Regions from separate parts of the Homo sapiens genome. Here region 1 is linked to region 2. Evidence: read pairs that join two places in POLR2A ChIA-PET (ENCODE). Cell type or tissue: A673. All regions are shown on one strand. Each heading gives the region's core, and the rest is flanking DNA. Links, peaks and the distances in the headings are about the cores only. Region 1 overlaps VWA3A (von Willebrand factor A domain containing 3A). Region 2 holds the start of MOSMO (modulator of smoothened).

The links. Peaks named below come from ENCODE experiments on the same cell type or tissue, not always from the same donor. Only the 100,000 strongest peaks of a DNase experiment are listed, where the experiment ranks them.
Region 1: POLR2A ChIA-PET joins it to region 2 with 10 read pairs; 11 of 35 experiments call an interaction of 5 or more read pairs at or near these places.

The regions. Positions count from the first base shown.
Region 1 is chr16:22,095,865-22,104,195 of GRCh38, reverse strand. VWA3A (von Willebrand factor A domain containing 3A) reads right to left here. Exons shown (of 34, transcript NM_173615.5): 2 at 7,251-7,337; 3 at 6,501-6,624; 4 at 3,878-4,002; 5 at 3,703-3,780; 6 at 667-721. Among named protein-coding and RNA genes, the nearest start is that of VWA3A, 7.5 kb to the right of the region's middle. In A673, for the core only: a CTCF peak has its summit at 5,018 (motif pointing right); a DNase peak (open chromatin) is centred at 5,035.
Region 2 is chr16:22,004,451-22,012,781 of GRCh38, reverse strand. It overlaps MOSMO (modulator of smoothened), which reads right to left and starts at 4,671. Exons shown (of 3, transcript NM_001164579.2): 1 at 4,375-4,671. The coding sequence starts at 4,480. RefSeq lists a silencer at 4,640-4,879. In A673, for the core only: a CTCF peak has its summit at 5,041 (motif pointing right); DNase peaks (open chromatin) are centred at 4,731 and 4,981; H3K4me3 peaks cover 2,187 bases; H3K27ac peaks cover 1,357 bases.

The sequences.
Region 1 (8,331 bases), core at 73-8,072, 91 kb before region 2:
CTTTTAAGAAAAGTGATATCCAGATGATCAGCCTTAGTCTTCTAAATCTCATTGCGGGTCTAAAGTCAAATGCCCAGTGCACATCTGCATTCTCACCTGCCCAGCACCCATTCCCCCTTCTGGTAACAGTGCTCTGGCCTTCCACATGCAACCATCTGTCTCTCTTTTTCAGTCCATGAGGGCTGGGGGGCTAATCCAGTCTCTTTCCCCTTCCCCCCTGTCTTTTATTTTATTTTATTTTTGCCCCAGAAGTCAGCACTAGTTCCAGGCCTAGTCAAATAGTGATAGTATATTTCATCTCCTTGGCTATGATGATTGGTGTAAATTGGTCAATGAGAGTCAGTCCCAGGATTTGGAAGTTGTGCAGGGAACAGGAAGTGAAGTTCCTTTTTACTGGAGCTGCTGATCACCACCTTCCTATGCCTGAAGAGAGATGTCCTGAGAATAAAACCAACTCAGGAAAGCAGAGCCCACAGGCATAGAGGTGACATCATCTGAGCACCTGGATCCAGCTGTGGCTGGGGTTTTCATTTACTTAGGTTAGTAAATGCCTTTTTTTAGCTTAAGCAATTTATATTGGAGGTCTACATTTGCAACTGAAAGGGTTCTAACAAATACAAATGGAATGAGTGAAAGGGGGCAAAGAATGAAATCTATGCCCGTTACCTTCTTGCTGTTTTCTGTGAGCCACTGAATTCTCTCTTGATAGACTTCAATAGTGCTGTCAAGACATCAGAAAGACTCATCACCCAAGGCCAGCGTCATCACTGAGCAACAGCCACTTACATACACAAAAGGCAGGTATGAATAATTGTTTTTTTTTTTAATGTGCATAGGTTCTTGGAAGAAGGTGGTGAACCTTTTAGGTGCACTGTAGTGCACGCCTGTAGTCGTGGCTACTCAGGAGCCTGACGTGGGAGGATCACTTGAGGCCAGGAGTTCAAGACCAGCTTAAGCAACCTAGTGAAACCCTGTCTCTACAAAAAATAAAAAAATTTGCTGGGTATGGTGGTGCATGCCTGTAGTCCCAGCTACTCAGGAGGCTGAGGTGGGAGGATCACTTGAGCCCAGGAGTTCAAGGCTGCATGGAGTTATGATTGTTCCACTGCACTCAAGCCTGGGCACAATCGAGGAAAGACAAAACTGAAGATACTTGTTTGCCAGGGCACTAGGTATAAGGAGATTGTGAAAGGGATCGAGTGTATAGGTGCTGCTCTATTGGTGACACAGTGCACAGGATAAATGACAACGGTTTGGTGGATCAAGGGGTGGAATCAGGCCCTCCCAGACTTCAACCTGCTCATGTAACCTCGTCTCCTTTCTCCACATAGCTCACTCACTCTGTGCTCACTCTGCCCGGTGAGGGCAGGTCTGTGGAGGGTGGGGGAGGGTGTTCTTACGAGAAAGTTGGAAGACCACCCTTGCACTTGCTCAAATCTGTGTCTTCTCAGAAGGAATTGTTCCTAGTCTCCTGGAAACTGATCATAAAGGCACAACAGAGGCAGTTAAGCAATCGTTTCTACTGGATTGATTAACAAAAAACCTAGTTTCTGAAAAGTAGCTGGGGGACCTTCTTGAACTTGCCTTATTGCATGCCTGGCTTGCAATGACTGGTTGAAGACTAGCATATATCATATGCACAAGGTAAGGACTAGGTCACTTTAATTTAATTGACTTGTTCTTACTGGGGGCAGGTGAGATTTGGGGGCCTAGAGAGGGACAAAAAAGGTCTTTGGAAATGAGATCATGGGGCAGTGGGTGGTAGATAGAGTCATAAGGGATACATGAGTTATGAATAGAGCTAAGAAGATGAGCTTTATTTTTATCTTCTTCTTCTTTTTATTTGAGACAGGGTCTCACTCTGTTGCCCAGGCTGGAGTGCAGTGGTACGATCATGGCTCACTGCAGCTTCAACCTCCCTTGGCTCAGGTGATCCTCTCACCTCAGCCTTTAAGTAGCTGGAACTATAGATGCACACCACCACACCTGGCTAATTTTTATATTTTTTGTAGAGTTGGGGTTTCATCATTTTTCCCAGGCTGGTCTTGAACTCCTGAACTCAAGCGATCCTCCTGCCTTGACCTCCCAAAGTGATTACAGGTGTGAGCCACTTGTGCCCAGCTGAAGATGAGCTTTATAATAAAATATGTTTGTGTTTGAGATACAGCTCTGCCATCTACTAGCTGTGTGACCTTGGACAGGTGTGGTAACCTTTCTGAGCCCCAGTTTCACCATCTCCAACATGAAGGTAACAACAGGATTCTATCCAAGTCAATTTGCTAAAAGTCAATTTACTGAAAGCCAGTCCTCTGAAAATCAATTTGCCAAATGACCAGTTAGCTAAATAGACTTGAACATTCCTTAAAATACTGGATTCACAATTAAAACTGATAAACCAAGACATTGCAGAATTCTTTAAAACCTGTTTAAGCTTCCAACCTAATAAAAGTTACTATAAATTCTACAGTTAAATGGTTTTGAGAAATTTGAGCAACTGGTCATTCCATGAATGGCCATTCAGCAATTGACTTTTGGTTAACTGGCTTGAGAGTGATGGTTTTATAAGGGGAAACCCCTTTCTCTTGATTCTCATTCTCTCTTTCCTGGCTGCCTTGTAAGATGTCCCTTTGCTCTTCCTTCATCTTCTGCCATGAATGTGAGGCCTCCCCAGCCATGTGGAACTGTGAGTCCATTAAACCTCTTTCTTCTGTAAATTGCCCAGTCTCGGGTATGTCTTTATCAGCAGCATGAAAATGGACTAATACACATGTGCTATCAAAATCTGGTTTAGGAGTGGGGATGCATGCATGTTTTTGGCATATATTTGCAAAGTTATGAACGCAATCAATTTGACATTGAAAGTCATTACTCTTAACCATTAAACACCAGATGAAGCTGTGTCATCCAAGGGACTATGGATTTCATTTTATATTTTTTTAGAGATAGGGTCTTATTTTGTTGCCCAGGCTAGAGTGCAGTGGTGTGATCATAGCTCACTGCAGCCTCGAACTTCTGGGCTCAAGTGATCCTCCCACCTTGGTCTCTCAAAGCGCTAGGATTATAGGCATGGACCACCATGCCTGGCCCTAGACTATGGATTTGAAAAGGCTGAGAGACACTGATCTGGTCCAACCTTTCTATTTGAGAAAAGGGGAAATTGGGGCTAGAAGTGGGAAGAGACATGCTCATCTCCCTGAGTGGTAGTTTTTCCTTTTTTTTTTTTTTTTTTTTGAGACAGGGTCCCACTCTATTGCCCAAGGTCCCACAGAGATTGCTGTTTGAACAAAGTTACTTCCAGGCTACTGAAATGACATAATTCTTTCTTTTTCTTTTTCCTTTCTTTTTTTTTTTTTTGAGACAGAGTTATGCTCTTGTTGCCCAGGCTGGAGTGCAATGGTGTGTTCTTAGCTCACTGGAACCTCCACCTCCCGAGTTCAAGCGATTCTCCTGCCTCAGACTACAGGGTAGCTGGGATACAGGCATGCACCACCAGGACTGGCTAATTTTTTAAAAAAATATTTTTAGTAGAGACAGGATTTCACCATGTTGGCCAGCCTGGTTTCAAACTCTTGACCTCAAGTGATCCACCTGCCTCGGCCTCCCAAAGTACTGGGATTACAGGTATAAGCCACCATGCCCGGACTGAAATGACATAATTCTTGAGTTCTGTGGTGTTGGGAGGACAGTGAGAAACATACTTACTCAGAAAGCTTTGACTCAAAATGGCGGATGATCTGGGTGGAGAAACATATTTTCTGCACGACATTGGTGCCCTCCTCCCTGAAGAAGCAAAGCCTTATGAGGGGATCTCTCGGGCCCAGGGGGTTGCATGTGTCACTGCAGCTGTGGGGGGTGCGGGGAACAGCTTCAGACTTACAGCACTTCTGTGCCCTGGCTTATCAGGTCAGCCAAGGTGAGTTTCTGACATTTTAAACTGTGAGCCGAAAGCCAGTCTTCAGAGTCCTCCCAATCTGAAGACTGGGTCTCACTCCCCTGCAGCCTCTGCAAGACAAAAGCCAGAGTCAAACCGTGAAGTGGAAAGAGAGGGAAGGAAGAGGTTCCCTTCACACAGATACCCAACGGGCGCCAACTCAGACTGACCCTATCTTTTTTTTTTTTTGAGACGGAGTTTCGCTCTTGTCACCAAGGCTAGAGTGCAGTGGAATGATCTTGGCTCACTGCAACCTCTGCCTCCCAGGTTCAAGTGATTCTCCTGCCTCTGCCTCCCGAGTAGCTGGGATTACAGGCATGCACCACCACGCTTGGCTAATTTTTGTATTTTTAGTAGAGACAGGGTTTTGGCATTTTGGCCAGGCTGGTCTCAAACTCCTGACCTCAAGTGATCCACCAGCCTTGGCCTCCCAAAGTGCTGGGATTACAGGCATGGGCTGCTGTACCCAGCCCCCTGGTTTGTCCGTGTTAGAGACAGGGCCTCACTCTGTCACCCAGGCTGGAGTGCAGCGGTGTGATCATAGCTCACTGCAGCTTCGAAGTTCTGGGCTCAAGCGACCTTGACTTAAGTTCTGTGCCTGAGGCCTGCTGGGCTGTCTGTCTCAAAGGGAAATTAGCAAGTGTTGAAGAAGTGTGAAAAACACTCTCATAATTACTGCAAATACTTAGATAGCACTTATTACATGTTAAGCACTTTCCGTACGTTAACTCATTTAATTTTACAAAGTGGGTTCCATTATGATAACCCCATCTTGCTGACCAGGGAACTGAGGTACAGATAATTTAGGTAATCAGTCCAAGGTCATCCAGCTAGAAAGTGGCAGATGTGGAATTCAAACCCAGGCTGTAAAGCTCAAGTCATGCTTCTAACCATGGCACTATGTTGTCCCTCTAAACTAGCACCAAACTGTGACCACCTCCATGAAGGAGTGAGAGGACTGACGGGCAAGATTACTTTCTCATTATGTGATTCTGTGCTAACAAATGTCCTGCCCTTGAAAGGCACCTAAAATCATAGGTCCCTGTCGCATATCTAGGGAAATACAGCTCTCTATCACATGGACACTAGATGTCACTCTTCTCACCTTTCAGACTCAACCCTCCCCCTGGTTGGAAACACCGAGCATGGTACTTTTTTTTTTTTCTTTTGAGACAGGGTCTCATTTTATTGCCCATGCTGGAGTGCAGTGCCACAATCTCAGCTTACTGCAGCCTCAGCTTCCCAGGCTCAAGTGATCCTCCTTCCTAGACCTCCCAATTAGCTGGGACTATAGGCACGTGCCACCACACCTCACTAATTTGTGTATTTTTTTTTTTTTTTTTTTTTTTTTTTGTGGAAACAGGGTTTCACCATGTTGCCCAGGCTGGCCTCAAACTTCGGGACTCAAGCGATCCTCTCATCTAGGCCTCCCAAAGTGCTGAGATTACAGATGTGAACGACCGTGCCTGGTGAGCATGGTGGACTTAATAATTCACCTTTCTTCCATCTGTGTTGCTTTTCAAATGATGTCATGTTTTAGGACACAGATTTTGTATTATTCATACTTGAAGATACACTATTAAACACATTATGGATTTTGACTTTAGGCCATGCTAATTATGTAACTCTACTAGTTCATTTGCATAGAGAATGGTAAGATCTTCGTGTTGGAGCAATCCTTTCCCTCTTTCCTTCAGGTTCATCTGCAAGGCAAAGGAGGCCCCAGCTGTGGCTGATAAATATAAGAATGATCCTGTCTACACCTGGGAAGTCATGCATTTTCATATAAAATTAGAGGAAAGATGCATGTCATCAACATCTGAACCCATTACAAGACTTCTTCAGAATCTCAAAACTCTATCAACCTTTCCTCGTCTCCTTTAATTAAGCTTGCTTTCCTGTAAGTGCCAGAACCTAAGTAAATCATGAGTATTTTTCTGATTGTTTAATTGCCAGCATTATACCTGTATTGTTTTTGACTATCATTTCAAAGGTATCATATTTAAACTCTAGTGTGGGTTAGGTACATGGTTGTGCACTAGCCTTGCTTGAACATGGCAACCACTGATTGCCACTGTGTCCCTGGTAGAATGAATTCTGAGTTCTAGACAATCCACTCACCCTCTTGGGAAGGCACATTGAAGGTCAGCCTAAAATCGTAGTCTGGTCAGAGGTTTATTCTCCTATCATACCCCATTTGTCCAACAGCACTTCCTGAAATGGATTTCTGAATCTCGATTTCAGGGAATCTCAAAAGCAAAGCAAATCTCAGGAAGGGGAATTTTAGAATCAAATGCTTAAGACTTCAGGCCTTGATAACATGATCAGAGTCTTCACATGCTCCTGAATATTTAGTGACATGGCCAAATAGGCTAAACAATTTCTATATAAACAGTATAGAGATTCTTCAGTCATTTCTGAAGGCAGAGGATTAGAGATAAATGCTTAATTACTCCTTTTTCAGTCCTAGAATCCTATGAGAAGGAAGAAATCCCCAGAATTTAACACACTGTGCATTCTCTGAATGATTTGTAGTATCACGACCCAGTTAAAGTGCCATGGTCTTTACCAGTAAGTCCTGTGTCTGGTTAACATGTGTAACCAATAATCCATTGTCCGAATTTTGCCCAAGTCCATTCATATTCTTCTGCTTTAGTGGCTTCTTTGAATCTCTGCCAGTGTTTCTCCTAATGCTACAAAACATAAAGTAATTTGATCAATGCCCCAGCACTGGGCATAGGTTTGATACCCCCAGTGCCTCCTCTCTTTGCCCTAGTCCCTACAAGGATTCTAGAAACATTTTTCTGTGCAGTAACTGAGAAGGATTCCTGCAGAGTCCTGATAAAATGTGGACTCCAGTTCCATGAGATATTTTATTATTTAGATAACTAAAGCCCTCAGGTGGCTATAAGAAGATTCAATGACCATTTACCCAGTCTCACCCTCAGCTCCCATGAGCAAAATGCTGTTGCTGTTTTCGTTTGCAAAATCAGAGAACTAGCCCAGGCACGGTGGCTCACGCTTGTAATCCCAGCACTTTGGGAGGCCGAGACGGGCGGATCATGAGGTCAGGGGATCGAGACCATCCTGGTTAACACGGTGAAACCCTGTCTCTACTAAAAATACACAAAATCAGCTGGGTATGATGGTGGGCACCTGTAGTCCCAGCTACTCGGGAGGCTGAGGCAGGGGAATGGCATGAACCCGGAGGGCAGAGCTTGCAGTGAGCCTAGATTGTGCCACTGCACTCCAGCCTGGGAGACAGTGCGAGAATCTGCCTCAAAAAAAAAAAAAAAAAAAATCAGAGAACTATGCTTACCAATGGTTTTCCAGAAACATATTTTCTTGACCATGGAAGACATGACTAGTTTGTGTAGCCATTGCAAAACACCCAATGCTTATTTTCCTAAAGAAGAAAAGAATACCAGAAAACAGGATAAATGTGGCATACAGACAATAGTTTTGGGGGGTATCTATATTCAGCACAATGCTTCTTTTTCTACATGTTTAATTTTTTTTTGAGATAGGGTCTCACTTAGTTGCCCAGGCTGGAGTACAGTGGCCCAATCATGGCTCACTGTAGCCTTGACCTCCCAGGCTCAAGCAATCCTCCCACCTCAATCTCCCAAGTAGCTGGGACTACAGGCACAAGCCACTATGCCCAGCTAATCTTTCTGTTTACTGTAGAGACGGGGTCTCACTATGTTGCTTTGGATGGTCTCGAACTCTAGGGCTCAAGTGATCCTCCCACCTAGGCTGGGATTAGAGATGTGAGTCACCACGCCCGGCCATTTTTAAAATTTTATTGACAAGGTCTTGCTCTGTCACCAAAGCTGAAGTAATGTGGTGCTAACATAACTTATGGCAGCCTCGAACTCCTGGCCTCAAGAGATCCTCCTCAGCCTCCCTAAGTCATGGGATTATAAGAGTGAGCCACTGTGCTCAGCCAACTCTTCTTTAATTAATTCATTCAGTAAATACTTATTGAACACCTGCCAGGTATCAGGCATTGTGCTTGGTGCTGAGGATACAATGGTGAACAAGATAAAGCTTTCTCAACTTCAACACTTTGACTCTTGGACCGGATCATTCTTTGCTGTGGGGGCCGTCCTATGCATTGCAGGATGTTTAGCAGCATCCTGGCCTCTACCTATTAGATATCAGTAGCATCCCTCCTCACTTTTTCCCAATGTGACAACCAGAAATGTCTCTAGACATTGCTTAATGTCTCATGGACAGCAGAATTGTCCCTAGTTGTAAACCACTAAGATAGACTTTGTCCTTGTCCTCCCAGCGCTTATATTCTAGAGGGGGAGACTGATATTAAAAAACTAAATAAAATAATTACAAATTGTGGAAAGTGTGGAAAGAACTAAAAGGATAATAGAAAGTAATCAAGG
Region 2 (8,331 bases), core at 110-8,109:
AATAGGGACTTCAGGAAGTTACTCTTTTTTTTTTTTTTTTTTCTATTCCTTCTATGGTAGTTCAAGTAGAAGCTGAGAACAGAGATTAGAGTATGGAGAGACTGGAAGAGGAAGAACAGCACGGAAGTGACAGAGAAAGTCCAAAGCCAAGAGGGACATATATTTAACTTGTTCTAAGCATGGCTGTATTATTCTTGATGTTTCCTTATTTCCTAGAACATCTAATAGAGAAAAACATCATTTCTCACAGTTCTGGGCTTTCATTTCAAAACTGGATTCTGACACCTGTTCTTATAAACTAGAACAGCAATATAACAATATGTAATTTTTATTGAGCATTTACTGTGTGTCAGGTACTGTTCTAAATGTTTGACATGGGTTAACTCAGTTAATTATCAAAATATCCCAGTGAGATGGATACTTTTATTATCCCTACTTTACACAGGAGGAAACGGAGACAAAGAGAGGCTAAAGAACCTGCCCTAAAGCTACAGAGCTACGAAGTGATGAAGTCTAGACTTGAATTCTGAAACTTTCCCTTAGTAGTTCACTGCCGTGGTTTTCAAGCTACATTCTGCAGACTATTTCAGCTCCAAAAGTTCTACTTCTAAAATACATTTTATCCGGTATAAAAACTGCAATGAAAACATCACAATCAAAACTTTAATAGACTGAATATAATACACCAAAGGGAACCAACACATTAACTTTTTGTTGCCAGGTTAAGTGGCTTTTGTGCAGCTCTTGAAATAAGCTAGACCTGTCACCACTGAGATCTTACTTGAACTTCTTGTAAATGTTTCATTGATTTGGAAGGTGTAACTCTGCACTTTTTTTTTTTTTTTTTTTAACTCAGGACTACATCTGCCTGCTCAGGTGAGACTGTACAGCATACAAGCTCAAGCACAACGGTAAACCAAGGAACATACTGTCCCATTCGTTTTATGTTTTGGGGGGTTTACTGCCTGACATATGTAAGGTAAGAAATACATGCTAGATAAGAATTTTAAAAATTTCCTATGTTCCTAGTATCTCTTATTCCTCTTTCTAGCCATAATATTTAACGGAGTGGTATCCTGAGATGGCAAGGAAAACTTTTAGAAAAAAAACAATCACTTCCTCGATCCCACATCAGCCACACATTGTCACTGTTACACTCTGGACCTTGTGCCTACGATCCCCTGCCATTCCACTTTGCTGGATTGATCACTCCCACTCTGACTGGTCTTCAATTTTATTGGGTCCCCTATTCTACTGGCCATGTACCATTGTACCATCTGCTATTCGACTGAACAATCCATTAGTTTTTATTCATTTTCACTCTTTATCCAGCTGACACTCCATAAGCCATCATTACAATACTTTGGCCACTATCCTAAATACCTTGGCTGCTCTGTCATTTTGTTGCAATGTATCTGGCAAACCCCAACCTTGAATGAAGCCTTCACATTATTCTTTATTATTCATTATTGTATATGAGGCTTTTACATTATTCTTGATGTTTCCTTATTTCCAAGAACACTTGGAAAATTCACCTACCTTAGTACCAAAATGACATAGCACTACTAGAAAAGGTCAAGAGGGCAGATAGGTTATCACACTGTATGTTCATGACCATCAACTTCCACGACGCATCAGTGCTGCTAGACAAACCTACTTATCACCGTTGGCAAGCTTTCTCTGCAATTATTTCGAACAGTTTCTATTTCCTCAGACCTTGGACATCCATTGCTCCTATCTCCATGGCAACTCACAGCCAATTTTGCCTCCAAATTTTAAAGAGTTATACTCATTCTATCCTTGCTTTCTTCTGAATACAAGAGGAGCTTGCCCTTTTTTTTTTTTTTTCTGTTTTCTTTTTAAGACGGAGTACCATTCTGTCGCCCAGGCCAGAGTGCAGTAGCGTGATCTTGGCTCACTGCAACCTCCGCCTCCCAAGTTCAAGCAATTCTCTTGCCTCAGCCTCCCGAGTAGCTGGGATGACAGGCATGCACCACCGCGCCCGGCTAACTTCTTTGTATTTTTAGTAGAGACAGGGTTTCATCATGTTGGCCAGGATGGTCTCAAACTCCTGTCCTCAGGTGATCCGTCCGCCTTGGCCTCCCAAAGTGCTGGGATTACAGGCATGAGCCACCACGCCCGGCTATGCCCTTTTCCATCTTAGGAACGTTATGCTATCACTTATCTTTCTTCTCTTTTATATGTAACAATTCTTCTCTTTCAACTATATCTTTTGCATGGTCATTTAGTCTATTTTATCTATTGGGATTCTATCTAAAACTTCTTTGTAAAAAGATTCCTTCTGCTACAGCACCGAAACCCCTTTTCCCCTAAGTACGTGAAGCCTGAAAGTCTCATAAAAGGAGTCAATACACATGTAAGTAGGATAAAAACATCAACAGGTCACGAACTGGATGTCATACATGTAACCGTGTTAAGTTGTCGGGCAGCAACAATATTTTCATAAACAAAGCCCATAGTACCACCAAATTCGAAACCATCCTGATTCTTCATATCTTTTACAATTAAGAGTTCTGCTAAAACTCTATGGGCAAGAAAAGTAGCAGAATTTTTAGAGTGTTATTTTAATAACCAGTGAATATGACAGCATGATTTTGTGTTACTAGGTCTAGATTGGGGGAGAGAAGGGAGGGAGGAGGAAGCAACAAATGTCCCAGCTACCACTTTTTTTCTAAGAGCTAAAAATATTGCAGGATAAATACAGAACCATAAGTAATACTTAAAAATTAAGTTTTGACAGCACAGTGATGCTTTTCTTTTTCTTTTTTTTGAGACAGAGTCTCGCTCTGTCGCCCAGGCTGGAGTGCAGTAGCGCAATCTCAGCTCACTGCAACCTCTGCCTCCCGGGTTCAAGCGATTCTCCTGCCTCACCTCCTGAGTAGCTGGGATTACAGGTGCACGCCACCATGCCCGGCTAATTCTCTTTTTTTTTTTTTTTTTTTTTTTTTTTTTTTTTGTATTTTTAGTAGAGACGGGGTTTCGCCATGTTGGTCAGGCTAGTTTCGAAATCCTGACCTCCTGATCCGCCCGCCTCGGCCTCCCAAAGTGCTGGGATTACAGGCGTGAGCCACCGCGCCCGGCCGCATTTTTATAAGAAATTATCCATGGAGGGAGCTTGACATTCCCAACCCTCCAAAAGTTCCTTCACCTGCACTGAACAAGCAGTTAAAAAACAAGACCATTCCTTAAATCGGAGCAGCTCTCCTGACAGCTGTTTACATTAATTAAGGTTTGGTCTCACAGGTCTGGGAGAGAGGGAGAAAGAGAGGCGGGGGAAGAGGGGAGGGAGAAGAGGTAACAGGGAAAGAAGTGGCCCAAGCTGAGAAAAATCTTGGAAGCGCATTCACCTGGGGTACCCTTCAGAAAGATGCCCGCCTCTTTCCCGAGGGCACCACCTTGCCTCTCCCGCCCACAGCTCCGTGGTGGTACAGCAAGCACTGCTCCCGCTGCCGGGCTGCCTGCAACTGTAATGTGTTATTTAATTTTGTAACTACTATTAAGAGCTCTCCAGCGTTTTTGTGATGCGCTGGAATGAAAGACGCTCCATAAAATGAGGTTTATTATTAGTAGTATTATAGCTCCCGGGCCTAAAATAAAGCAGAATTATAACCACATACACACTTCAAAGGGAAAATCCGAAGCCACAAGCTTCTCAAACATTGCCAAGCGGGCAGGGGATGGGCGGGGGCGGCGGTGCAGAGGGGCTCCAATCCGGCGCCCCCCACTCCCACCAACCCCACCAGCTCTCCCAGCACCCACCATTCACCCTGCCTGGTGGGGTCAGCGCCCGCAGCCCGGGCTCGCCCCCGGCCGCAGCTTCCTCTGGTGGTGGAGGGTCTGGGGTCGGACCTGATCCCTCTCGGCCTCCCCTCGCCCACCAGCTCTCTAGTGGCTCCCGCACTGCCCCGCAGGCTGCCTCACTCTCAGCCCTAGCCTCTCCGCCTGGTTTCTAATTCCCTTGCAGGAGCCTCAGTTTCCTCCCGTCTCCCACCTTGACTTTTTTTTTTTTTTTTTTAATCCAGAACGAAGCTCATTCCTCTGCGATCCCTCACATCGGAGGGCTGCTCCCCTCCTCCCCGGTCCGGGACTTGCCAGCCCAGCCCAGGTCTCCTCGGCCACTTTTCACCCGGCCTGGGGCGCCTCTCCCCTCAGCCCGGGGGTCCCGCTGGCGCCCGGCGGCTTCCTCTCCTCCATCCCTTTCCTCCGCGGCCCGGGTCTCCCCTCCGCCCCCGGTCTCCTCAGGCTAGCCTCCGGCCGGGACCCTCCACCCCGTCCTCTCCTCAGTCCGGGTCTCCCCTCTCTCGCGTCGCCCTCAGCCAATCCCCCGCCCGGCCCGGCGCGCCAGCGGCTCACCCGCAGACTCCCCGGTGTTGATCCAGTCCGGGTTGGCGATGCTGGCGATGGCGAAGATATCGGCGGCCAGAAAGAGACATCCTGAGATGATGGTCAGTTTATCCATCTCCCCGCCCCGCTCCCCCCACCCCCCGAGCCCCGGACAGGCAGCGGCCTCACGCCTCCCGCCCCATGGGCCGCCGCCGGGGCCCGGAGTCCCCGCGCCGCTGCCTCGCGCCCCCTCGGCCCCCGCGCGCCGCTCGCGCCCTCCGCGCGCCCGGGACCAGCAGCCGCGGCGCGGCCCGCACAGACGGAACCGCCGCCCGCCCCGGAACTGCTCGGCCCGCCCGCCCCTCACCCGGAAGCGAAGCCGCGGCGTTGGCGAGGCCGGTCCCGGCTCCCCAGCCGCCGCGCCCCAGCTCCGTCCTCCCGGCTCGGCCGGCCGCCCTGGGCCCCTCCCCGCACCGCCCGCCTCTACGTTCTGGACCCGGACCCGACCGGCCCGGCTCCGGTCCCTGCCCGGGTCCCGGTCTCTTCTGGCAGGCCACGCCACCTCTTGGCTTTCTGCCCACTAATAAGATTGTTGATGTTGATGACTGGGCACAGGCTGCGGCCCCTCCTGAGCCCCTCAGAAGCAAAACTGGAATGAGAGTGGGGAGCTGCCCGTCTTCCAGCAGGAGGCGGGCCCCGACTCCCGCCGAGCGACTCCGGGCCCCGCGCGGTCCCTGTCACCTTGTATTCTCATTGCCCGTTCCGCGGCCGTCAGCTCCCAGGATTGCCCCATTTAGCAAATAGCTTTCGACAACCCCTCTTCGTCAGACGTTGTAGGTGCAGAGGTGCTGGAGTGGACAGAGGCAAGGCGCCCGCTCTTGGGGAGCTCACGTTCTGGTGGGAAGAGACAGAAACACATTAAGAACCTATCTGTAAAATAAAGATAATTTCAGGTGCAGATCCCTGAATTCAATGGAGGTCAGTGTGATGGGAGTCGGAGCGATACCTGCGATAGGGAAGGATGCATTTCCGCTGAGACCATCACGATCGTAAAGATCTGCACTTTGAAGACCTGGCGCAAGACCAGACAGAGGGAACAGCCAATGCAAAGATCATTAGGGGAGGGGGGCAGAAAGAGATCAGCGTGTCCAAGGAATTGCAAAATGGCCTGTGTGGCAGGAGAGTAGTATGACAAGAGGTAGGCAGAGGCTAGGTGTAGGGCTTTGGGGGCCTTGGATTTTGTTCTGAGTGCAATGAGAAGGCAATGGAGGGTGTTTGCAGAATCCCATGATCTTACTTAATCTGTGAAGATCCATAGTGTAGCTTGTATGGGGGAAAGGCAAAGATGACAACAGGGACGCCAGTTAAGAGGCCAAGTAGTCCACGAGAGAGAAGTGTAGCTTTGGCTAGGGTGAGAGTAGTGAAGATGGAGAGGAATGGACAGATTTGGATGTTTTGTAGATAGAGGGAAGGACCTGCTGATAATGGGGAAGGAGTTGAAAGAGAACTCAAGAATAAGTTTTTGACCTGAGCAACCAGGTGTTATGATCCCGTTTACTGAGTTGTGTGTGCAGCGTCTTAAGTTGGATGAATAAACAGGAAAATAAGGCATTTGCATAATTTGTCAGCATATGCTATGGTGGAGGTTTTCTTTTCTTCCACAGCTCATGGGCCGAATCACCACTAACCCTGACGTTTGATCCAGCTCTCCCTAATGGTACTCCGTGCAGCAGATGGAGATGAAACACTCATTTTCTCCTTAAATGCCACATAGGTCGTCTCTAGAAGGACCTAGAAGAGTGACATCTGTCTCTATTTTTGGAATGCTTACATGTCCACAAAATTCAGGAGGTTTCAAATTCCACCAAATCCAACAGCCTTGCAGAAATGTGCAACAGAGTATCAGTGTCACTACATAGCTGGGAGAAGGAAGGGTTTGATTGCTGGTCTATATTGACTTTTCTGTCCAAACATTGGTCTCTTGGGGGAAAGGTTTTTTTTTTTTGTTATTATACAATTTATTTTTCCTCTGCCACAGAAATTGACACAAGATAATTCATATACTCCAAGGATCCAGATATAATGCATATCACATTACTGCAATAGTCTTCAGTTTCTTTTTTCTTTTCTTCTTTTTTTAAATAAGTACTGGAGAAATTTAATTGAGTCATATTTGGCTTCTTGTTGGGGTTTTCTATTGCCCAGTGATAGAAGAAACTGTAACTATACAGGACTAAATTCCCAGATAATATCCACTGATGTTCTCTACTGGCCAGCTTAGAAGAATCCTAGGGCTGAATGTTTGAACAGTTTGCACATATTCTAACTCCAGCTGAATAGAATGATGATGATTGGGTTCTTGTGTTTACAATAAATACAAGTAGCCAAGCGTGGTGGTTTGCACCTATAATCCCAGCTACTCCAGAAGCTGAGGTGGGAGGATCACTTGAGTCCAGCAGTTCAAGACCAGCCTGGACAACACAGTGAGACCCCTGTCTCTAATAAATAAAATAAATAAATAATACAGTTCTTCCTTTTACCCTTTACAAATGGTTCTGGGTCTAAGATTAAAGCACAAGAACAACCAGTATTGAGTTAAAAGAATTTAAAACATTTTTATCATACTAATGGCTGCACATCAGTACAGAGAATAGTCACCTATCCCAAACCTTCCTACCATCCAGAATGGGAGGTGGGGTTGGCAGGGGCCAAACTGTTTACAGATTTCCCATTAATCCCTCTTTTTATCCCTATAGCTCTTTTCTTTTCTTTCTTTCCTTTTTTTTTTTTTTTTGTCAGAGATAGGGTCTCACTATGTTGTCCACGCTGGATTTCAACTTCTGGCCTTAAGTGATCCTCCCACCTCAGCCTCCCAAGTAGCTGGGACTACAGGCCCACACCACTGTGCCTGGCTGGTGTTTCAGAGTCCCCAGTCTCTGAGGTCTGCAGGACAGATCAGTCCCCTTCTCTCTGTATCTCAGTCTAGATTTTAGCAGAGGCAAACCCTAAGGGTTTGGGAGAGGTGATGGAGTGAAGCAGAGAGAATACAGAACTATGTTCTAGTTCCTGCCCTGCTCCTGACTTGACCTTGGGAAAGCCATGTCACCTCTCTGGGCCTTTTACCCCCATCTGGCCTAACAAGACTCCTGGCCTCGGTGACAGAAGCGTCCCATCCTCTCACCCACCCCTAAGCAGAGCAGCTGGGACTTTTCAGAAATGAGCCACAAGACTCCTTATGGCAGAAAGCCTTGGGGACCCAGAAGAACATAGAAGGCTTCCAGGAGGGAGATATGCTGTGCAGCCTGAAGTCATAAACAGCCATTCTGCAGCTGTTAAAGGGCCATGAACATGGCATGCTCTATTGTGATGGATGGCAGGCCTTGGCCAGAAGAGGCTGAATCCAGATGGGACCACGGGCAAAGCTGTGGAAGGGACTGTGTGATCACTCTTCTCTTTAAGGAGTATCTTCAGCCTGACAATAAACACACTGTCTCCCTAGGGGTTAGGTTTCGTGGGCCAAGAGCATGGTGGACGCACCACACATGTACCTGGGGTTTCTGGGGTTAGAGAAGACACAAGAAACTAAATCCAGAGTTAGCAGCTTGCGCCCGGGCTCAAATCTCAGTTTGTTTCATGGATTGGTTCCCTTTGAGCTGACTCAGAAATGCGATTATTGATTAGTGCAGAAAGTTTATTAGAGAGCCTTTGAGAATCAAGTCCTATGGGGAAAGGGAAGCAGGGGTGGGAAGAGGGAGAAGTCAGTCTGTGCTGCAGTCATGGGAGGCTTTGGCAGACCCCCAGGGGAGTTCTGAAACTAGGATAGCTGCTGAGTTGGCCTGAGTTGGAGTAAATGGGCCAAGTCTTTTCATCCCTGCACTGACCTGCCATGGAGCTTGGAGGGCAGCTCTCTTTAGACAAAGACAATTCCTCAAGAGGGCTGACAGCTGAGATCTGTCAACCTACCACCCACCCGGTAGGCGGGGAATA